Linked DNA regions of Homo sapiens: all the other regions are linked to region 1. A link is a loop called in an ENCODE intact Hi-C map of the cell type or tissue named here. Cell type or tissue: PC-9. All regions are shown on one strand.

What was found. Peaks named below come from ENCODE experiments on the same cell type or tissue, not always from the same donor. Only the 100,000 strongest peaks of a DNase experiment are listed, where the experiment ranks them.
Region 2: a loop joins it to region 1, with 6 times the contacts of the local background. A loop is called at or near these places in 24 of 110 quality-filtered maps.
Region 3: it touches region 1 in a loop (8-fold over the local background); 13 of 110 quality-filtered maps call a loop at or near these places.
Region 4: a loop joins it to region 1, with 5 times the contacts of the local background. A loop is called at or near these places in 5 of 110 quality-filtered maps.
Region 5: it touches region 1 in a loop (14-fold over the local background); 93 of 110 quality-filtered maps call a loop at or near these places.
Region 6: a loop joins it to region 1, with 6 times the contacts of the local background. A loop is called at or near these places in 23 of 110 quality-filtered maps.

Annotation. Positions count from the first base shown.
Region 1 is chr11:94,621,084-94,625,083 of GRCh38, reverse strand. PIWIL4 (piwi like RNA-mediated gene silencing 4) reads right to left here. Exons shown (of 20, transcript NM_152431.3): 20 at 3,663-4,000. The region is part of intron 4 of PIWIL4-AS1 (PIWIL4 antisense RNA 1); the gene reads left to right. Among named protein-coding and RNA genes, the nearest start is that of LINC02700, 15 kb to the left of the region's middle. In PC-9, CTCF peaks have their summits at 1,567 and 1,768 (motif pointing left); a DNase peak (open chromatin) is centred at 1,733; H3K27ac peaks cover 392 bases.
Region 2 is chr11:94,745,394-94,749,393 of GRCh38, reverse strand. It overlaps a transcript of AMOTL1 not described here. Among named protein-coding and RNA genes, the nearest start is that of PIWIL4-AS1, 7.0 kb to the right of the region's middle. In PC-9, no CTCF peak of the experiment used is centred here; DNase peaks (open chromatin) are centred at 1,543, 2,053 and 2,553; H3K4me3 peaks cover 3,004 bases; H3K27ac peaks cover 4,000 bases.
Region 3 is chr11:96,425,106-96,429,105 of GRCh38, reverse strand. No RefSeq gene overlaps it. Among named protein-coding and RNA genes, the nearest start is that of JRKL, 37 kb to the right of the region's middle. RefSeq lists a silencer at 1,281-1,493. In PC-9, CTCF peaks have their summits at 1,914 and 2,120; a DNase peak (open chromatin) is centred at 2,135.
Region 4 is chr11:94,792,954-94,796,953 of GRCh38, reverse strand. It overlaps AMOTL1 (angiomotin like 1), which reads right to left. Exons shown (of 13, transcript NM_130847.3): 2 at 1,794-1,943. Among named protein-coding and RNA genes, the nearest start is that of AMOTL1, 27 kb to the right of the region's middle. In PC-9, no CTCF peak of the experiment used is centred here; DNase peaks (open chromatin) are centred at 2,073, 2,483 and 2,923; H3K4me3 peaks cover 1,597 bases; H3K27ac peaks cover 3,723 bases.
Region 5 is chr11:94,895,630-94,899,629 of GRCh38, reverse strand. No RefSeq gene overlaps it. Among named protein-coding and RNA genes, the nearest start is that of CWC15, 76 kb to the left of the region's middle. In PC-9, CTCF peaks have their summits at 1,974 and 2,177 (motif pointing right); a DNase peak (open chromatin) is centred at 3,459.
Region 6 is chr11:94,735,481-94,739,480 of GRCh38, reverse strand. All of the region lies in intron 1 of PIWIL4-AS1 (PIWIL4 antisense RNA 1), which reads left to right. It also overlaps a transcript of AMOTL1 not described here. Among named protein-coding and RNA genes, the nearest start is that of PIWIL4-AS1, 2.9 kb to the left of the region's middle. In PC-9, no CTCF peak of the experiment used is centred here; DNase peaks (open chromatin) are centred at 1,330 and 2,040; H3K4me3 peaks cover 480 bases; H3K27ac peaks cover 3,166 bases.

The sequences.
Region 1 (4,000 bases):
GAGAAACACCTGTGAAGAATACTGGTGAGAGGAAGTAGGAGTGACTAGGGAGGGCCTTAAGACCTCAGTGCTAATCTGAAATACATGAAACGGAGTGGGAAGGAAAGAGGATCAGTAGAAAAAGCTCAAAACTTTAGTGCAGTTCTTAGAAAACCTTGGTCAAGACAAAGTGGGTTCCCCTACTGTGTTAAGTCTATTCTCACACTGCTGTAAAGAACTACCTGAGACTGGGTAATTTATGAAGAAAAAGAAAAGAGATTTAATTGACTCACAGTTCCACAGGCTGTGCAGGAGGCATGGCTGGGGAGGCCTCAAAAAACTTACAATCATGGCAGAAGGCCAAAAAGGGAGCAAGGACATCTTCACATGGCAGCAGGAGAGAGAGAGAGAGAGAAGGGGGAAGTGCTACACATTTTCAAACAACGAGATATGGTAAGAACTCACTCACTATCATGAAAACAGCAAGGGGGCAATCCACCCTCACGGTTTAATCACCTCTCACCAGGCCACTCCTCCAACACATGGGGATTACAATTCAACATAAGCTTTGGGTGGGGACACAGAGCTAAACACAGCATATTACCTATCAGAGACTAATAGTGGAGTCCCATGTTGGGCAGAAACAACCCAGATCTATTACCTCTCCTGTGCTCAGTAATGGGCTAGAATCAGTCTGGGGAGGGTATGGTCTCATCACCCCTGTGGTGGATCCTGAAGCTGTAGCATTTAGAGGCTGTCAGCCAACTATGCTCCTTGCAGAAGGTTCTTTTAAAGGATAATCTGATGGGCCACTCCATGGTGGCCACAGAAATGTATTTAAAGTATACTTTCTTCCAGAGTCTCTCCCTCAGTTCTCAAAATAAAAGAAAAACTACAAAATCCTTTCTATAAAATAGGAACTGGTAGATTGTTTATTTCTAGAGACAATATTAAGCTTTCCCTTAAGTAGAATTGTAGAATTCAGAATCTAGTACAGTGCCTGGCACATAATAGAAACCCATAACTATTTGTTAACTAAATTGTGCCATTTGATTCATTTCCTCTCCTCAGGTCTAATAAGATGATACCCTTTATTAAGGCCAGATACTTCAGATTTGACATTTCTAATCCTTACAATAACTCTACAATGCAGACATTGTTAGACATTTTTACAAGTAGATACACTGAGGCTCAGAGAGGTTAAGTAACTTGCCCAATGTCACACGACTATAAGTGGTGGTTCTAGGATTCAAATCCAGTGCTGCTCTGAAGCCTGGCACAGGCTCCCTTTCCTCTTTGTCCTTGGTAGCCTAAGGAAAACTAATTAATGCATGTGAGAGGTGGCAATCACATAACGTGAAGCTGAAATAGGTCTCATATATTATCTAAACCAGTATTCCTCAGCCCTGGCTGAACATCAGAACCATTTCGAGAACTTTTAAAATATTCGGATGATCAGGCCCCATCTCAGACCATTTAAATCACTATTTTGAGAGGTAGACCCAGGCATCTCTATTTTTTTGTTCTAAAGCTTTTAAACATGGGAACTTCTAATCTTCTCAAGATTAGGCACCACTGGTCTTGTCCAAGCCCTCTCATATTACAGATTGGGTAACTGAGTCCCAGAAAGTGAAGTTATCACATCTGACAACCAAACGTGCTGGAACCAGAGCTCATATGAAGATTTCTTAGTCCCATGTTGCCCTCTAGGAGTTTACCTGAAATTGTTTGTTGAAGCCTATGACACTGCCATGATGAAGGACTCTATTCACACAGCAGTCCTTGTGTGCCCTCTGGTGGGTTAAAGGGGTAAGAAGTCATTTCCTGGGGCAGTACTTAAAAGGGTGGGTGGGCGCTCTGCAGAAGGTTGTATTGCCTAATCAAAATGTTTCGTGTGGATTTATACAAGCTGGCTGGTTAGGTAGTGGGGATTTATATCACCGTTCTACTTTGAAGGAAGAAAACAACAAGATAAACAAAAACAAAACCCACCACCTTGAATTGGATCAGTGCCTTGTCTCCAAAGACTTGCTATATAATGCCATCTTTTTTTTTTTTTTTTTTTTTTCTGAGACAGAGTTTTGCTCTGTCGTCCCAGGCTAGAGTGCAGTGGTGCAATCTCGGCTCACTGCAAGCTCTGCCTCCCGGGTTCACGCCATTCTCCTGCCTCAGCCTCCCGAGTAGCTGGGACTACAGGTGCCCGCCATATAATGCCATCTTTAAATCCCATAAGGCACTACCTCACATTAGTGCTCTGGGAGAAATTTTTTAAATCTTAGAGTATCTTTTATCAAGGGTGTAGACTCTTTTGGTTCATCTTACAGGTTTTGCAAACAAACCTGAGGACAAATTCTAGCTCCACAATTTATTAATCTCATAAACTTCAGTGAGTCACGTGGTATCTTTAATCCCCAGCTTTACCATCTGAAATGGTCATTATAACCTAATTTATACAGTTCTTGTGGAGATTAAATGTGTATATGTAGGCATGGCACTGGCCCTGAAACTTATTAAGTCCCCTCCACCCTCATGCTTCACAAAATGGTTATCCTATTATTGGTAGACCCCTGTTGGGTGCATTTCTACTATGTCTGGACAAAACTCTCAAATAGGAAAAGAATATTTTCAGTGCAAAGTGATGTAACCTGTGCATTGGCATCCCTCCTGTGGCCTGCTTCCCTTGTCCCCAGAGAGCACTTGCCACTCTCCTGCCACCCTTTGTTGCAGACTTCCACAGACCTTCCCGTGGTAAGCAGAATTTGAACTCTGATCTATCCCTCATCAAAATATCTTTTGCATGTAGCTGTATTCTCATTCCTGGGGCATTCCAACATGAAAAGGTTGAGAAGATGAGGAAAAGCCACAAAAGGAGACAGCATGAGTGATCAATATGCAGTAGGAGAGAAATCAGGAGAGTGTTATTCTACAGGCCAAATAAAGAATGTCTCAGAGGGAGGAAATGATTGACTGGGTCAAGCAAGACAAGGACCAAGAGGTGACCATTGGATTTAGCAAAGTGGAGGTTATTGGTGGTGTTGACTAAGGCAAGTTTGCTGTAGTGGTTGTGGTGAAATTGTGATTGGAATACAGAATTGGATACATCAAGCACAGACTCTTCTTTTGCGATGTTTTTCCTGTAAAGAAGTGCCAGGCAATGGGGTGGAAGCTAGAGGAAATGGCTTTTTAAGATGAGAGAAATAACAGCATATTTATAATGCCAGTGAGAATGAGCCAGTAGTGAGAGAGAAAACTGATGATGCAGAAAGGAGAAGGGAGAACTGCTAGAGCAGCATCCTTCACAGGTCAGAGGGATTGAGATTTAGTACAGAGGTGGAGCGCCTTATAGGAACAGACATGCTGCACTCATAATAAAGGGAAGGGCAGGCAGAGTCTATGGGTACAGATGCCGTTAGGTGAAGGTAGAGATAACGAGAGGTTTGCAAAAGTTCTCTTCTGATAGCTTCCTTTTTATCAGTAAATAGGAAGCAAGGTCATCACTGGGAGAAGCTGCTATTAAGTGAAATAAAGTCCCATCAAGAGAGCAAGTGATCAGCTCAGTTTCCGAAATAGAACTCAAAGATTAATGGTGATGTGCTCTAGTGGGTAAGAGGTTTTGCTGAAAATACTTCAATTATGAGGTTCACATGTAATATCAACGTAAAATTCAAATAACAATAAACACATGATGTTCTGAACTTTATTTTCAACTATTTAAACCACTCTACAAAATGCTCTACAACATTAAGAAAACCTCAGCAAAATTTGGGGTGGGAATTAGACTCTGTTTATCTGTCATCAAAATATCACGCAAACACTTATTTTAAGTGTTTAACTTAAGATATTTAACTCTGTGGAATTCTTTGTAGATGATGGTATATTTAAATTCCACATATGACAATGAAAATTTACCCCAAGCATACAACTCTTTAAAACAAAATAACACACATTTTTTAAAACTGTTTCAGATTAAGTTGTTTTGCTTTTTTTCCTAGACATGAAAACTAAGCTCAATCTTTTTCCC
Region 2 (4,000 bases), 120 kb before region 1:
GATAGGCACCATCCAATTGGCCGGGGGCCTGGATGGAACCAAAAGGGCTGAGGAAAGGCAAATCCTTGCTGTCTCTTCAAGAGCTGGGACGCTCTTCTTCTGCCCTTGGACATCAGAACTCCAGGTTGTTTGGGTTTTGAACTCCAGTACTCGCACCAGTGGTTACCCAGGTTCTCAGGCCTTTGGCCTTGGGCTGAGAGTTACATCATCATGTTCCATGGTTCTGAGGATTTCAGACTTGGACTGAGGCTCACCATGGCTTCCATGGTTCCCCAGCTTGCAGACAGCCTGTCACGGGACTTCTCACCCTCCATAATCACAAGAGCAGATTCCCCTAATAAATTCCCTCTCATCCAACTATACCTATATATATCCTATTTGTTCTGTCTCTCTGGAGAACCCTAATGCAACCCATAAGCTGGAAGAGGAAGTTATCAGAATCCAGCAAGACAAGATGCTATAAGAGAAGGCCATTCTATAGTTATGTGCAGCAGAATCACACAGCCATATTGTCCCACAGCTTGATGGGAAGGAAGTAGGTACACTGAGTTCTCTTTCTTACCACCCTCCTGTATCCTGCCAGTGCTTCTTATTGGTCAAATACAACAGGAATCCAGGTGATGCATTCCAAAAGGTAAGTGTTTCAGAGCACAGAGAAGAGTGATAAAGGATGGTAAGTGGGTCTGGAAAAGCATCAGAAAATAGTACATGATTTTAAAGTTTAGGAAAAGAAGATACAGATTAAGTAACTTGTCTATGGTCATAAAGCAAGTAAGAGGTGGAGCTAAAATTCATCACTCAGTATGGCTTGATACCCATGCTCTTAACCACTAAGATGTGCTTCCTATAACTTGTTAGGAAGATTGCTAGTCATCCAGCATCTCTTTCTCCCTGTACCCTACCCAGCTATTCTCTGATAATAGACTCCATCCTATCCCCACCCAGTTTTCCCAGTCTTCCTGGAACTGCGGGTAGCCACGTGACTAAAGTTCAGGCCAATGGAATATAAGTGAACACCATTAGATGTGTGCAGCTTTCAGGTTGTGCCCACCACTTTCCTTCTCCCTCGTCTATGGACTAGAATGCGGATGTGATAGTAGAAGCTGAAACAGTCACCTTGAACCACTGCATGGAAATTACTTTTGAGGATATAGTGCACCCTGAAGCCACCAGATCAGCACTGGACTGTTCATGCTCTAAGTTAAAAAGAAATAAACTTACATATTGTTTAAGTAACTGTCATTTTGGCCTTTGTTATAGCAGCCCAACCTATATCCTAAATAATACCAAGACCAAGCACCCACATGGCCCAAATGAGGCTCAGTCATAATGGTTTGAGCAATAAGAGAAATACGACTGGTATAGTCAGCTAGTGATCACCAATGTGTGTCTTCTCCTCTTTTTCCTGGCATATAACTAGACTACATTTTTCCACCCCACCCCATTCCATCTGGGTGAGGCTGTAAGACTAGTTCTTACCCTTGGAAAATGAGGAGAAGTGAGTATTTTGCCTCCAGGCTGAGGCAATCAAGGGTGAACATTCTTGCTCACCTGATTCACTTACCTGACAAATGGATGCAAACATCACTGAAAGAATCTGAGCCCCTAGAAGATGGTAAAGCCAGGAAACGGAAGAAGCCAGGGTCCTTAATGACACATGAAGCACAGCCCTCTGACAACTCTACATTTGACCATTGCACAAGCACGAAACGCAGTCTTCCTTGTGTTAAGCCACTGACACTGGGGTTTAGCCTATCCTGACTAAGGCATAAACACTGTGATCCAGAGCTGCAATCTCATCCCATATTTTTGGAGGACAAGGGGGTAGGAGGAGACTGGGAAATATTTAAGTTATTATTTTAAAGAAGTTATACAAATGTCATAATTTGTCCTAATAAGACCCAGCATACATCCTGCCTGAATGAGGAAGGCCAGAATAGCACAAGAAAACACTTTCTCCTTGCATATTGGCCCTCAGGGGAGTTAGCCCTGGTGGCTCCCAAGAATGCTATTCTCATGACACACTCCTCTCCTGGCACTCATAGGCCAGTTCACCAGGTCTGAGCAGAGACAGCACCAACTGAGCTCCTTGAGGCATGCCAGAGGGTCAAGCAACCCCAAAGGGCAACAAATTATGAAAGGTTAAGAAAACAAGGAACCAGTTTGCTTGTGGGTGGTGAGAGTGAGCTCCCCCACCTATTCTTTCTAAAGTCCAGATTTTCTAAAATAAGCACATACTGCTTTTATACTAAAAAACTAAAGTTTAAAAATTGGACTTTCAAAACTTCAAGTTTTAAGAAAGATAAAAAATAAGCTGGATAAGCCCCAGGAATAAACATAGGAGATAGAGGTCACAGAAGAAAGGATCCAGTCCTCAAGGCACTGTTACAACAAGCAGAAAGGCCAGTCTTAGAGATATACAACTGAAAAGATAAAGTGTCTCACGGGTCACACCCTCACTCCGTCATTCAACAAATATTTACTGAAGATTAACTTGTGCTGGGCACTGTGCTGGCTGCTAGATTTACAAAGAAGAATAAGGTGGCCACAGTGTAGCGCAGTTGTTCACAATCTTAGCTGCACATTGAAATCACTTGAGATGTGATTAAACCCAAGCAAACAAACAAAAAAACACAATAACATTGATGCTTGGGTCCACATGCCAGAGATGTGGATGTAATCATTCAGGATTGGGAACTGGTCTCAGGACTTATAAAAGCTCCTCCTGATTCTAATGTGCAGCCAAAATGGAAAACCACCAGGAGGACATGACACATGGGATTAGGGTTGAAGGCTAGATAGGAGCAAGCCAGGGGAGAAAGGGAGAAGGGGGAAGAGGGGCATCCAGGTGGAGGAAACCAAGCTGAATGTAGAGGATTGCCCCATAGTTCCATACAACTAGAATGTCATAGTGGGTATGAGTGATGCAGGTTATGGCGTTCCTCCTATGTCAAACCAAATATCTATCCTCCAGGTAGAGGAGAGTCAGTCAAGGTTATTCACAGGGCAGACATGGTCACATCTGGGTTCATCCAACTCTCCACACATCCTTTCTAACCCTCTCAGATGACCGTAACTTCTAGCTATGCATGGAACTACCGAAAGGCTATGGAAAGGTGTGGGCTTTGCCTCCTCAGAAAATGGTACCACCATCTCAAGAAAGAAAGCATATTTCTTGACACTCCATCATGACACTTCAATACAGCATTCATCCAGAGACACACCCCTTTCTCTACTGCCTTTTAAAAAATCCCCTTTTTGGTGACTTAATTTTATTATATGATCTTGCTGCAACACTGAGAATCAATCCCCCAAGGAGCCAATAGTTATTCATTTGCAGACTGATATAAAAATTCAAAGGTGGAATGGACTATCAATCATGAGGCAAAAAAGTAGTGGAACTATCACCAAAACCTCAGATGGAAAACCATTCCACATGTGGCTCCAGGGACGAATCACTAAATAATTCCACTGACCTAATCACCATTCCTGACTACCTCCTTTTGGAGACTAGGTAAGTTGTAGAGAAGCTTCCAGAAATAAAAACCGCTTGATTAGTAGGTGGGATAACTGGTAAAAGCTATTTTATCCTTCAATCTTGGGAAATAAGTATGTTTTAAATGAATAATAATAATAAAACAATAAAATAAAAGCACTTCCTGAATTCCAAGCACATTCAATACATGGACTTTACATACACCATTTACCATATCCACGCAAGGTCCCAGTTGAGTTGATTAAATAACTGAGGCTTAAAGCAGCTTAATCACCTGCCCAAGGTCACAAGAAACTGCAAGAGAATTCAAACTAAATTTTTAGGACTTCTGTGATGACACAACATAATAAAAAATATACATATATTTGGTTTTCATCCCTGGTTCTCAGCACAGAGCTCCTAAAACCCTTGAAATTTCCTGAGTGATAGAGGTGATAGGAGCATCTTTTTTTTATTCATAATAAATACCTTTTAACCATACCTGAGTTTATGCTAATGAGATAA
Region 3 (4,000 bases), 1.8 Mb before region 1:
TGGGAATTGCATTCTATTTGTGTAGTAATCTGAGGAGAATTTACTTCTTTACAATATTAATATTTCACACCCAAGAACATCCACTTAATCAAGATTCTTTTATGTTCCTCTACTTATTTTGTAGTTCTCTTCAAGAAAGACTTGAACCTTTTCATGAGAGTTATTCCTAAATATTTTCTAACTAAATTTTAAAAAGAGTTAAGATCTTGGTAATCCTGTCCTAATTTCTAAATATGGTCTATGTGCTTCAGCTATAGTCTCCTACACAGTGGTTCTTAAGAACTCTAAACCCTGAGATGAGGGGGAAAATCAATTGTACATCAAAATAGTAAATACTTGGTAATGAAGCAGTGTTACAGATTTTTATTCCGTCATTTCTAAATTTTCTTTATCTTTATATTTAAAAATAAGTTTAACATGTGAATGAGAGACCTATCACTTAAGACCCAAAACTCCCACACTTTCCATTTATGTCAATATATTATACATAGGTGTAGGCACCAAAAATTTTTGTGGTTAGTCACCCAAACTAGATTATAAAGGCTTTAATATTTCCCTGCACCTTTTATTCGTTATTCTTCATGGCTCCTAGTACAATATCATGAAAATAGTAAATGCCCAGTTGATGCCTCCTCAAGGAGTTATCAAGTGAATTGAGTGACTAAAGCAGAAGATGGAAAGAACTACAAAATTTGATGTGGCACATCAAAATAACTTGCGCACTGTTTTGTTTTTAAATTATAATTCTTGTAGGCATGTCTATGTCTTCAACTAGACTATAAGTATGTTGTCACTAGGAGCTGTATCTCATATTCCCTTTATGTATTCTCATATTCCCATCAGAACAACTTAGGGACAAATCATGGATTGATTAAAAATAAAACTTCATATGCTAAAGAACCAAAACCACATAAAAATGTCAAAGAAGACAAAATAGAGAATACATCTGCATCCTAAACAAGCATTTTTAGAGCCATTACCCACATTTTAAATAGGCCAAAGTGTCTCAGTCTGAGGAAAAGGATTATAGCAAAGCAAGCATTGTTTTTGGTGGTGGCAGTAGTCTTCACTTTTTGTTATATTAGAAAGTGCAAGACAATAGTCAGGCGTGGTGGCTCACGCCTGTAATCCCAGCACTTTGGGAGGCCTAGGCAGGTGGATCATTTGAGGTCAGGAGTTCGAGACCAGCCTGACCAATATGGTGAAACCCCATCTCTACTAAAAATACAAAAAGTTAGCTGAGCGTGGTGGTGGGCACCTGTAATCCTAGCTACTTGGGAAGCTGAGGCAGGAGAATCGCTTGAACCCAGGAGGCAGAGGTTGCAGTGAGCCGAGATTGTGCCACTGCCCTCCAGTCTGGGCAACAGAGCGAACTCCGTCTCAAAAAAAAAAAAAAAGAAAAGAAAAGAAAAGAGAAGAAAAAGAAAAAGAAAAAGAAAGAAAAAAAAAGTGCAAGAAAGTAACAAGAATGTTTGTCATTTTTTAAAAATGAAACCTCGGCCGGGCGCGGTGGCTCACGCCTGTAATCCCAACACTTTCGGAGGCCGAGGTGGGCAGATCACGAGGTCAGGAGATCGAGACCATCCTGGCTAACACAGTGAAACCCCATCTCTACTAAAAATACAAAAAATTAGCCGGGCGTGGCGGCAGGCGCTTCCCAGCTACTCGGGAGGCTGAGGCAGGAGAATGACCTGAACCCAGGAGGTGGAGCTTGCAGTGAGTCCAGATCGCGCCACTGCACTCCAGCCTGGGCGACAGAGCGAGACTCAGTCTCAAAAATAATAATAATAAAATAAAATAAAAAATGAAACCTCTAGACAATATATTGTAGAACAGATAGATACAAATGCGGGTCATCTCTTTGTTTTTGCTGAGTCTGATAACATTAAGGTGAACACTGAACAGCCATCTGCTAAGTAATTAAACCTGCCGCTTATTAATGTAACTCTTGTATTAGTTCAGCATTGATGAACAATTTAATGGGTTGAGAAATTGCAGATTCAATTTCCTGTGTCACTACTCTCTCGTGTTCCCATAATCAAGTTAGATATGTTTTTACCCAAAACTATGTTAAATCAAAATAGTGTTAAAAAGAAGAGTCAATATTCTGATATACCACAAGATGGGGATGTTACTCCATCTTAAATGTCCCCATTGCCCTGCTCCCGCATCCCAACCCCTGTTTTGTTTCAAGATATTTAAAACTCTCCTGAAGACTAAATTTGGGTTTTCTTTCTCAAAAATTAAGATTTCAGATCATCTATGTTTCCAAATGAAGTTAGAATCAAACCATCTATAAAACAAAATGGAAACAGGGATATCCACTTTAAAATGTGTCAGGGATACACGCTTTAAAATGAGTGTATCTTTGTTTTTCTGCAGATTATATGCATTTGAATTTTGAACGGAGCTTCATGGTGGGCGTGTGTGTGTGTGTGCGTGTGTGTGTGTGTTTTATTCCGCAGGTGCTTGTTATCCTGTCTCTTCATCCACATGAAAGCCTCCTACATAGTAATTTTGTGAGTCCCTGTAATTGTCTCTCCCTTTTAGCTGTGCTAGTTCACATTTGCAACTCCAGTATGAAGTGAGTATGTGTGTTTGCGTTTCTTTGTCTTGTGAACATGTGACTGTGTCATCCTTTGTTTCTATTCTTCCTTATCTCTTCTGTTTTTCCATTTAAAAAAATCTTAATACAGCAAAGGTATCTGGTAGTCTATAATGATGCTAAAAAATTTCTTTCCTTTCACCCACTATGTCTCTCCATAATAGTCACTAAAGGTCTGATTTTTAAAATTAGTTGTTATTATCAAATTGAATTAGGAAATGAGAATATTTTATATGTTTTATATGCTCCCTGGTGTGTCTTGCATGTATGTGTGTATGTTTATTGATTTTTTTATTCCTCTGGGTGCTTTGTATTTAATATAAGAGGGGTTCCTTATTCAATTGTTTTACATACTCCCTGGACACTGACTTAAAAGAAAATCTCCTTTTGATCCATTACGTCAGTCAGAAATCGCTGTTTCCAGGGGAATTTAAATTGGTTTTCTCAGCAATTTATTATTTTATAAGAAGCTTGGCTACCCTACTAATCAAAATTTTATATTCTTATTTAACATGGGATTAAATTGCCTAATTCTACTATCAAATTCATAAAATATTTTCTTTTAAAAAAGTAACTATGTTCTTTCACTCCTATTCAACATTACACTGAAAATCCTAGCTGATAAAACAGGACAAGATAAAGAAATAAAAGGCATAAGATTGAGTAGAATAAATAAAACTGTCTTTGCCCATGGATGACATGAATGTTTAGGTAGAAAATTCCAAAGAATCAACACACAAAAAAACTACAGGAACTAATAAGTGATTATAGAAGGTTTCAGGATACAAGGTTAATATACAAAAGTCAATTACTTTCCTATACCAGCAATGAACAACTGAAATTTGAATCTAGAAACGCAACAACATTTACATTAACACTGAAGAGTGAGAGAAGAAATACTTAGGCATAAACCTAACAAAATATATACAAATCTGTAATAGCAAAACTACAAAACTCTGATGAAAGAAGATTTAAATAAATGGAGTTATTCCATGCTCATGGATAGGAAGACTCAATATTTTCAAGATATCAGTTCTTCCCAGCTTGATCTAAAGTGTCAAGAAAATCTCAACCAAAATCCCAGCAAGTTATTTTGAGAATTGATTATTAAGAGATTCTAAAGTTTACATGAAAAGGCAATAGAGCCAGATTAGTTAGTGCAATGCTGAAGTGGAAGAATGAAGTCAGAGAACTGACACCACATGACTTGGAGATTTACTATAAAGCTATAATGATCAGAACAATGTGGTGGTGGAAAAAGAATAAACAGATAGATCAATGAATAGAGAGCTCAGAAATAGACCCACACAAGTATACTCAACTGATCTTTGACAAAGGAACAAAGGCAATTCAATTGAGAAAGAAGAATATTTTCAACAAATGATGCTGGAACAA
Region 4 (4,000 bases), 170 kb before region 1:
GAGAAAAAAACAAAGGTGGTGTGATATGCTTATATACAAGATATATACATATATGTATATTAATACATCTATATGTGTATGTAAATAGACATATGCCATTAGAAGGTTCATAACTGCCCTTTTTGGGGCAAGAACTGTCAAGGATCACATCCCTCCTACATTTTTGGTATTAAAATATGAAAAAAAGGTGACAGCAGATGACATTGTTACTGTCCTTGCAATAGCAAAATACTGTAACTCCGTGATGGCCCCCTAATTTTCATTAAGAAATTTCACATTTATAACAGTTACAAATCACAACCAAGCCCTAGTTTCTACACCAACAAGCTCCCCCATCCCATCCGTTCTTCCGTGCCCTCAGCCACTCTACGGGTTCCAACTCTCCTTGCCAGCCATTTAGACATGCTGAATGGCCTCTCAATATCTCTTGCCCCTGGCTCCTTCTCCTTTCAATCCATATTGCATTATGACCTGTCTTCCTCTGCCAGATTCAAACTCCCGGGAGCAGAGAGTTCTGTTTGTTATATTTATGTGTTGCCTCCCCAGTGCCTTGAACCCTGTCCTGATACACAGAAGGCGTTCAGGACATGATTGTTGAGGAAATGAAGGGAGTTTACACACTGGTTCCTGAAGCTCAACTTTGATCATAAGGCTCTCCCTGTCACCCTTACCCCCAAAATCTCACCTCTGTGGCTTCTCTGAACCTCTCTCCTCTGAAAAATGGAGAAACTTTCATATCTGCCTCATAGGAATGTATGTGAAATAAACTGAAATTTATCCCTTACCGTCAAAGAATCAATATTGTAACTGAGATATAAACCCAAAGTTCAACAGCAAAAAAATTTTAAACAATAAAAACAAACTATTAAAACTCTACACAACATGAATTGCCAAATATTTGTAATAAACCATTAACTACCCAAGGAAAGACAGATCAATGTGGGTTGGACTGGTCTGCTCTTTCACTCTACCATATTTACTGAAAACGTGTTATAGTTCAGGCATTGGGACAGGTGCTGGGGTTACGAAAGTAAAGAGGACACAGTCCTCCCCTCAGGGTAACTGATCTGAAAGACTTAATGGAACAAGCACATTCAAATAAAAAAATTTTAAAACATTTTAAAATAAAATGAATACAACTTCAAATCAAAATATATTTCCAAAGGAGAATGATGTATTTGGATGAATAATAAAGGAATAGATCTCAACAAGCATGAAAACTATTGAATTCCCCTTTCACTGAAGTAAGAGAGAGATGAGTTATAAGCATATTTAGCAAGAACCATGACATCCTTCCCTAAAGTGGTTTAAAGATTCCCTCACAGTTTAACCAGTCTCAAAAGCCCTCAAAAAGAGATAGGAAGTTTTTACAAAGGAGACAGCTCCTTCCTTGCTATAGTTCTGAATTACTTCTTTTAACTTCTAAATTATTTGCAAAAAGAGATAAAAACAAAAGCAGAGAAGGAAAAAAGAAATGAGATTCTGAGAAAGGGGAGAAAAAAGTATTTAGGAATCAGAGAAAAACTGAAAATAAGTGGTATAATTCTGAAGTTCCTACATGTTTAGGTATGATGCTCTCAGACAGAGTCACATATTAGAGTAAAGCAGTCTATTAACACCATAGCAAAACATGATTAAAAATAAGGCATCTATGAACAGACAATCAATAATCCAATATGATGATTTAAAAAACAAGATTAGAGAATAAACATCTGAATTATGCAAAAGAGCTAAAGATGAGAAACGTAAGATCATTTTGCTTTTCCAACACAAGTGCCGGTAAAAGGACTTACCAACTTTTTCCCTGATGCTACTGGTTGCCTCCACCGTCAAAGCAGATGTTTCATGCCTCCCAGAATAGAGCTGAAAGTCTGGGGAAAAGTAGGTGGAGTCTTCTAGAACCTGGACAGGACTACTGGGGCTATAACAAGCAGAAGGGGACCCTGGGGGAAAGAAAGCGAAGTGAATATGAGTGCCCATCAAGTCCTCCTTCCTTCCTGTGTGACTCACAAGAACCCACCAGGCATTCTCCCACAGTGTTTCAACTTGGCAGAGGGAGCTCTTTCTTTTTGATTCATAAAATTCCAAAGTTACTATTCAGAATTATCACAAGTCCAGCCACCCACCAAAATGACCCGTGAGGTCAACATAACAGTCCTCAAGACACACTGAGTGAAGGCGCAAATGCTCTAATGTTCTCACACAACCCGGTTCCAAGGGTTGCAGCAGCACCAGCGAAAGTCAAGTCCTCTGCGGGACTGAATGTGTCACAAAGTTCTGAATGGTCAAGGTTGAGGACAGAAAGGAGGGAAGCAGGGAGGCCACTGAAGGAAAGCAAAACAGGAAGAGCAGCTGTCTTTCAAAATACATAAAAGATACAGAAAGGAGTGGTCATTCTGCCACACCATGTGTTAGCAAGAGAATGTGCTCTCTGCCCCACTCAAAGACTTCTGGAGTCTAATGTTACAGTGTGGAGCTGGGGCAATGGGGTCTGGTCTTCTGCCAAGCACTGGCCTTTCAGCTCCAGTTTATCTGCTTCACACACAAACTGGAGTGTGCTTCCTGTTCCAATTAAATGTGACACTGTGTTCAGTCCTTCAGTCACTGAACATGAGATAGTACTACAGTAACACTGATACCGCACACACAACATCCATGGGAACATTCAGCAGGACGGGCCCAGGCTGTTTTCCCTCTCTGCACTGATTCCTCTGCATGGGCACCAAGTTTAAGGCTCTTTTCAGCTAAAGTAACTTATTTTACTCTGGGGAAAGAATCATAGTACTTTTTTAAAAATTAACATCCTTGCTCAAAAGAAAATTCCATTAAAAGAAAAAATCCTGTTTTTCAGCAATGGCTTCCAACTGGTAATTTGAAACTTCTCACTAGGTTTGTTATCTACCCATTTCCCACAAGGCCATAGCTAGTGGTAAGTGACTAATTATTGATACCAAACGACCATAAGATGGGAATGTCCTCATCTCCTTCCTGAGTTTCTTTGCCTCAACATATGAAACAGTATTTGCGTGTGTGCTCACATGTATTACAGGCACATTTTGGACTAGAAAGAGAAAGGATTCTGACAAGAATTTTTTTCTTATAAATTAAAAATAATGTAGTTGTAATGCCCACTTTAAAGATGAACATAAACCGAGTACGGATGATACTATATGAAGATCAGTCTAAAACTACAGTTCCAATGCATGACAGTATCTGTCAGCCTTCTCCTTTTGGCCAACCTACAAAGACTAACCTGAAAAGAAACTCAGCCCCTTTCCGGGCATCATCCTCTACGTCTATAAATCTAGAAGCCTAGGGCTAAAATTAGGAATCATGGATGACCTGGATGCAAAGGCAAGTCCTAATCTGGCTTCCTCTTTCAGGCAGGTGGAAAACAGTGGAAAATGAAAAAGGTACAAGGTGCAATTCTGGCTGCACATTAAAATCACCCAAGAAACTTTTAAAATCTCTGTACCCAGGAACCACCCAGATCTATTCAATCAGAAGCTCTGAGGATAGGGCCTAGGCACCTGTATTTTATACAGCTCTTCCAACAATTCCAATGTGGAGCGAAACTGGGGAAGCTCTAAGCAAGAGGGAGAAGAGCAACAGAAAAACTAAACCCCAAAACACCTTTCTGTGCCTTCATTCCCATCCCTCCTACCAAATCAGAGTAAGAGAGGAGTTGAGAGCCCATATGCTTCGATCAAAGAAAGTGTGATGTTTTCTTAAAATAGACACTGAGTCAGGAATGCCATGTGCCAGCATATTACAACTTCAGATGATTCTATCTAGTCACATGACTAAGAATGTTAAATGAAAACAGAGCAAACTGATAATAAAACTGAGGTCCAACTAAAATATATATGTGTGTGTGTATATATATATGAATATGTGTATAAAGAAGAGTGTAGGGCTGTGTGTGTGTGTGCTTTCAATGTGGAGCTCAGTATGGATCCCAGCACTAAGCCATTCACTGTCACTACAATGTCAGTATGAG
Region 5 (4,000 bases), 270 kb before region 1:
TTTTTTTTTTCTTGTGATGTCTTGGTCTGGTTTTGGCATCAGGGTAATACTAGCCTCATGGGATGAGTTGGGAAATGTTCCCACCTTATTCATTTTTTGGAAGAGTTTGTGAAGGATTGGTATTAACTCTTTTTTAAATGTTGGGTAGAATTCATCAGAGAAGGCATCAAGTTTTTAGTATATTCACAGAGTTGTGCAAAACTCACTAGAATTTAATTTTAGAGCATTTCTGTCACTCCCCAAAGAAACCCTGTAGTCACTAGCAGTAACACCTCACTTCCCTCAGCCTCAGGCAACCACTACTTTATTTTCTCTCCTTGTAGATTTGCCTATCCTAGACATTTTATATAAGTTAAATCATATAATATGCAGCACTTTATGACCAGTTTCTTTCACTTAGAAGACTGTTTTCAAGGTTCATCAATCCGTGTGTCACTACTTCATTCATTTTAGCTGCTGAATCGTATTCCACTGCATGAATATACCACATTTTGTTTATCGTCTGTTGAGAGACATTTGGGTTGTTCTCACATTTGCCTATGATAAATAATCCTGCTATGAACATTTGTGTAAAAGTTTTTGTATGGATTAGCAATGTTTTGTTTTTAAAATGATATTTGCAGCAGATTTTTATCTAGCACTTTAGTTGTTTTCATCAGCTGAATTGCCAGAAACATAAATCAAATTTTGCTTTTCTCACTGAGCTTGTACTACCTAATTGGAGCAAGGAATGTGGTCAAAGGATGTGGTGGCCTAGCATAAAGAGAATCTCTAGCAGTTTCATACCTGAGGGCTTTATGCAGGGGAATACAGGACCCTAAATAAAGGAACAAAGAAATCCATCCATCCATCCATCCATCCATCCATCCATCCATCCATCCATCCATATACTTCATTCATTCATTAACTAATAGTTTTTGAGCATCTACTGCATATGGGCCAGGCCCTGTGTGAGGGAGGCTGAAAATTCAAATGAATGTAAGACAGACCTGGTCTCTACCTTCTGAGAGCTTACATTTTAACAGAAAACAACCAAACAGGCAAATTTCCACACAGTATGATAGCTACAATGCAAATGGAAGAACAGGGGCCTATGGGAGCAAAGAGGAGGGCTCACCACCCAGTGGGGAGAGGGCCGGAAGTCTTCCCAGAGGCAATGGGAGCTACAGAAGAACTTCAATTGTGTATTGGTGAGGTAGGGGGTTGATGTGGGGGTGAAACTACCCTGCAACATTGAGTTCTTTATCTAGGAACCCTGATGGAGCAATGAATTTCAAAACCCGGGTCCATCTTTTGATAGAACTGCCCAAAATGAGTTTAACACGGTGCTTGGCAGACACAGAACAGGTGCTCTGTGTGTGTGTGTGTTTGTGTGTGTGTGTATACACACATATATACATAATGAATCCACGGTAAACCTAACTGTACACCCACCCCAGTTCATTGTAATCTAGGTGTCTTCCTAGATTTGCAAACCGCTGATAAGAGATTTTTCTTTTTCAAGAGCAGAGATGAATTAGAGAATATAAAGCTTGTTCTTCAAATCAGTTATCTAAACTGCAGGGCTGTCCAGTAGAAATTTCTGTGATGACAGAAACGTTCTAGACTTGTGATCTCTTACATGATAGTCACTAGCCACAAGTAGCTACTGAGTGCTTGAAATGTGGCTAGTGTGACCGAGTCACTCAGTTTTAAATTTTATTTAATTTTAATTAATTTCAATTCAAGCAGTCAGATGTGACTAGTGGCTACCGTGTTGAATAGAACAGCAGAAACACTGTTGCTACTAAAAGTGCATTATGAATGCACTTTTCAAAGAGCTTTACCTCTCTTATCCCTTATTGTCACTTGATCCTCACAACAGTCCTGTGAAAGATGTATACCAGGCACCATTCATCTCATTTTACAGATAAGGAATCTGAGGCCCAGAGAGGTTCCCAGCTAAAGACTGATCTGGGCCTGGAGTCCTGGGATCCTGAACAATTAAGGAGACTGGTGTTCTTGCCCTCCAGCCATCAGAGGATGACTGTAAGGCCCAAATAATGTCTTGTCTCATTGCTATGAGTGTATAAAGGATTGAGCAGATGCCTGGAGCTAGCATTGGAGTAGCAGAATTTCCAAGTCCAGATCCTAGGGAGAATGGTGGTCATTCCCATGATGGGCCACTAGAGGGGGCTTGCTGCTCTAACACGAGGTTATTTCTTTTTAGTTATTACCTTTATAGTTCAGGGTGCCAAGACTTTGCAGCACATCTTTTCAAGGTGGAACAGATGGTTAACTTCTTGGCAATATTTCTATGTCATTTGCAGATGTTGGCTCAAAAATACCTTTCCTTGAGGTCCAAATGTACTGATTAAGTTCAGTTTTTTGGCCTAAAGTTATTTAGAGGCAAATTTCCAAAATATCATTAAGCCTTACCAGCCATTTTCTGAAAGCAGGCTTGAATAGGAGGAAAAAAGAACAAGTGAGTAATGGGAAGAGGAACAGAGTTGTGAAGAGGTAAAATTTATGGAAAAATTAGGTCACTGAAAAAGGAGAAGAGGAAAATGAAGATAAGCCTTATTATTAGTTTAATTCCTCTTTCACTGTAACAAGAAAAACACACAAGAATTTAAAGGCACTCCAATTATCTTACCTGTGGCTGGATAGGGAGGACTGCATGTCCCCCTGGGACAAGGCCACAGTCTCTGATTTTTAATACTTCCATCTTATCCCAAGAGGAGACACTCTCCCCCAGGACTTAAGCAACACTTCTTGCCTATTTTCCTGTTCAAAATTATAAACAAGGTAGACAGGGAGGCAACACTGCTTGCATTCTATCAGAAACTGAGCCTTGGATTGCCCGATGACCTGCCCAAGACCACTGAGCTAGTAAATAGGAGAACCAGATTTACAGCCGGGTCTATGTGACTTAGCCTGACAATGTACAGTTGTGCAGGTTATTCTCTATCTAGTAGCAGGAAGTGACATGTACATAGGTATCTCCATATATATATATATATATATATTCGCTATTTTCCAGCAAATGGCAATCAACTGACTTGAGGGAGGAATACCCATTGTCTAATTTGCAAAAGATACCATTTGAGCTCTCAGTAGCCCTGGTATGGCTGCTGTCACTCCTCTATCCACAAGGAAGCGAAGCTATGACAGGCTGTTCCAAAAGCCCAGGAACTCAGCCTTGAGGGCTGCTCCTGCTCAGTCAGCGTCCTCATGCACATTTGTGCAGACTAATTTCAAGGTCTACTGAGAACCTTCTGACTCCAAGCCAGGCCTTTGGGTACGGAAAGAGGCTAGAGGTCAGAGAAAGATGCCATTGGTGAAGAAGAATTTGAAAAAAAAAAATCTACCAAACAAGAACAAAAAATCCACTCCCTCTTGACCAGGAAGGAGCAGAAGCACAGTAGGGTGACAAAAATACATGGACTCTAGAGCCAGCCAGACAGTGGGTCAAATCCAGGCTCCGTTACTCACTAGCTGGTTGACAGGCAGTGAGTCACCTTATTTCTCTGAGCCTGTTTCCTCATCTGTAAATGATGGGTGGTTGGCTGCATGCTCTTTCAAAGGTTGTTGTGATGATTAAATGAAATAATACATGTAGAGGATCTGACATGGTACCAGGCATGGTCAGGGTTTTTTAAAATTCAGCCACTGTATTGCTATTTGATGTCAGGTCAGCAGTCAGAGATGTCAGCCTGGAGGGCTGGGCTGGGGATAGAGAAGTCGCAGACGTAGAGCCAAGAAACCCTCTGCATTCCTGGTTGTAGCCCAAAGAGACTAGGCAGCTGGGGGAAAACTGGCCATCCACGCATCCCACCCTCAATTATTAACAGGAGGGTTTGGGAAGAAATGATCTGATATGGGTGCTAAGCATCCCTGCAAGTTTCCACTAGATATGCCAAGAACACAAGTCCCTGAGTGCTCTTTACCCAGATCATTTCTCAGAGTTGTGTTTGCAGCCAGCAGTCTTGAGGGATGAGGTAATGTCTTCCTTTGGACA
Region 6 (4,000 bases), 110 kb before region 1:
GAAGGACAGAAAGCCCCTTCGGCCAGCATTGCTTAGGGAGCCCAGGGAAGCAGGGGTGGGGCTGTCCTCCCCAAGCAAGGCAGCATTCTTGAGCTGCTGAGCCTATCTCTCCAACCTCTTCTTTTTCCTGCTTCTTATAATCTGAGCTCCCAAATCCAGGAATTAAATATGTTTGGGTGAGGGTTTGCACTCATCACTCCATCCCCTCCCAACTCCTAGAATCCTCCCATTTGTCCTCTGGAACTCATGGTTCATCGCTAGCAAAATCTATATATCCTCAGCCTCCTCTCTGAATGTTTCTTTCAGTGTTGTGCTCTGACCCATACCTGGCTTTCCTTGAAAATAACAGGCTGCATTACTTGCCTCCTCTACTTATTTCAGCCATCTATGGATCCTCTGGTTGTTCTACCTCATTTCTTGAAGATAATGGCATCTGATTCACTGTCACTTTTCCCAGTATCATTCCTGTGATTATTCTTATTTTTCTCCATCTACATAGTCACACTCTGATCTCTCAACTCTTCTGCATCTTATCCCTTTCTTGACCTGCTCCAACCACACCAGCCCCCTGCTGTCATAGCGACACCATGCATAATATCAAGGTGAAGTAATCCACTCTCCTACCTTTCCAGCTTATCCCCTCTGTTATTTTAATCCAATGTGTCCTTGACCCCACCAGCATCTATAATTTACTTATCCATGACCTTTTCTCTGCCCCTCACTCTCCTCATGACCCTCCTTCCTTCCTTATGGACTTTAGTTTCCAGTTTCATTATTATTTCTCTCTTACTTACACCTTCAAATCCATGTTCTGCTCTCTTTCCATGCTATTTACCTGGTGAAAACACAACCCTAGTAAAATATAACTCTCCACCTTCTTTCCATCTACACCCAGCTAAACATGATTGAAGAAGCACAAAATTGGCTGGGCATGGTGGCTCACATCTATATTTCCAGCACTCTGGGAGGCTGAGGTGGGTGGATCACCTGAGGTCCTGAATTTGAGACCAGCCTGGCCAACATGGTGAAAACCCATCTCTAGTAAAAATACAAAAATTAGCCAAGTGTGGTGGCACATGTCTGTAATCCCAGCTACTCAGGAGGCTGAGGCAGGAGAATCGCTTGATACCAGGAGGTGGAGGTTGCAGTGAGCAGAGATCACGCCATTGCAGTCCAGCCTGGGTGACAGAGCAAGACTCCGTCTCAAAAAAAAAAAAAAAAGCACAAAATTATGCTCTCTGGTCTTATTTTCGATTCATGTCCACTAAAATCAAATGGAGCTAGTGCAGCCCAGCAATCACTCTGCATTTGCCTGTTTATTTACTCTCCCGCTCTCTTGTTGCTATGGATGAATCATCTAAGGCCATTATGGCCTCCTGTATGGATCAGATCCCATTTATGTGGCTTTTCCCTCTTCCCACCTGGATTAATATTTTCTTCTGTCCTTGATCACTCCTGTCAGTATACAGACATACTACTATGATCCTGTCTTTTTAAAAATCCTTTCTTGACTCTATGTATCTCCAGCCATTACTCCAATTCTCATCTCCCCTTTACAACAAAATTCATTAAAATAATTGTCTACACTGATAGCACCCATTCTCCATTTTGCTCTTACAAGCAGCCTAAATAGGTTTCTACCTCACTCTGCCAGAGTAGCTCTTGTCAAGGTCAAGAATGGCTTTGCCATTGCCAATTCCAATTATCAGTCCTAGATCCTAACAGCAGGTTTTGACCTGCTGATCTTATGAGTGGATGGGCTCAGATGGGCTGTCTGCAGAATCAGTCTCCTCTGGTTTCCCATAGAATCAAGCAAATAACATTTGTGTCTCAAGAGAGGTGACCTATAGAAGGCCTTGGGATCAGCCAGACCTGGGTTCTAATACCTGTTCCAATACTAGCTAGTAACTTAATTTCTTTCAGCCTTAGCTTTGTGTAAACATGGAGATAATAATCATACCTAGCATACCAATGTGGTGAGAGTGCAATAAACTAATGCACTTGGAGCCCCTAGGAGAGAGAGTGTCACACTGTAAAAGTCAAATAAACATTAGTTATTATTGGATGCCATGCTCCTTTACAGCTGACACAAATGGACTCTTTTTATCCCTTAACAATTTTGAGTTACTAAAAGAAGATATTAACCACAGAGTATGTTTACATTAGAGGAATGTTCGTTGTCTCCAACTTTTAGTTTGCATTCCAAGAGTTGGCTTGAAGGCTGGTTACTTGGAGCTGGCAACAGGTTTACCCCTATGAAGAGCGTTGCCAGTGCTCCACAGGGTGATTAGGTTCTGGAGCCTGCCAAACTGTTCTCACAATGGACTTGCCTTCAATTTGTTCATATAAATGGATGACTTGTAAACTAGGAACTATCCTTACAACATTTTAGTTATTTGAATTTCCTAATCAACTGAGGGTTAATGAGAAAACATTTCTCTTGTTTCAGTATTTGCTGTTGAAAATTCTCTAAAGTCAATGATTCCAATTTTCTATCTTAGGAAGTAGAATAGAGCCAACAATAATGTTTCATATTAATTAAACAAACATTTATTGGGAATTTACCATGCTTCCAGCGCTGTGCAAGGCACTGCAGACACAGAGATGATCAGTGCCCTTCTAATAAGGGATTCCATGACAGACCTTATTGAATCTCAGGGCAATGTCCAAAGTGCCTACCCACACTTGACTTTTATAGGTCTCTTATAAAGAAATGGTTCTGCTGGAGTGTCACTGAGTTATAATAAACAGTGCACAAGTTTACGGATTTGCATCTCAGCTCTGTGAATATTGGGTGGCAGGCATTTTCAGTTTCCTAACAATAATACATACCTCACTGGATTGTTAGGAGCAGCGAAATAGGTAAGGTATGAGACAGACCAGGCACAGTGTCTAGCACACATAGGTACATAATAAATATTCATTTTCTGGCTGGGAATGGTGGCTCATGCCTGTAATCACAACACTTTGGGAGGCAGAGGCAGGTGGATCACCTGAGGTCAGGAGTTCAAAAGCAGCCTGGCCAACATGGTGAAACTCCATCTCTACTAAAAATACAAAAATTAGCTGGGTGTGGAGGCAGGTGCCTGTAATCCCAGCTACTCAGGAGGCTGAAGCAGGAGAATCGCTTGAACCCGTGAGGCAGAGGTTGCAGTGAGCAGAGATTGTGCCATTGCACTCCAGCCTGGGTGACAGAGTGAGATTTCGTCTCAAAATACATACATACATAAATAAATGTTCATTTTCTTCCCACATAGAGGGCTAGAGCATGCCAGATTGCTCTCCTTTTCATCCCAGGTGGCAGGTGGGCCTCCTGCTGCCATGGCCCCAGCAGACAGCAAGAGGGAGTCCCTGCCCCTGTTTCTAGGGAAGCATATTTATTAGAGGTGGGACGTATGGGGAGGAAACGACAAGGTGGAAATATTTCTGGAGCTCAAGAGGAAGTTTACCATAGAAACAGATTATACAGGGGCCTGGTGTCTAATGGTCACTGTTACTATTGCCATGATATATCGTGAGTTGATGGGCTTTTGGGAGCTGGCCTGGGAACCCAACTCCTAACTCTAATGTTCTTTCTTTCCTTATATTATTGTAAATGTTTTAATTTTATTTTTATAATATAAACAAATAAAATGTGTTTGCTGTAAAGGAAAAAACATTTGGTATAGATGAGTATAAACTGAAAAATAAAAGTCTCCTTTCCTGTCCTCTCCTAATCTCCATCCGCAAACTAAAAACCATCCACAACTTCTTATGTGTCCTAGTAGGAATTTTTAAGGCATATTCAAATGTGTATACGAATTGTTTAAACAAGTTGGATATTATTATTATGGATTCCAGATTAAAGGCAAAAATTTCTAAATGAAATTTTGCTCCACTCCCAAACATAAGCTGGGGTATGACTGTTTTCTGTTTAGGAAGGCAAGAAAGTATATTAAAAAGTCATAGAAGAAAAGTCTTATCAACCATTAGAAAACAGTAAAATCTTAAACAAAATTTA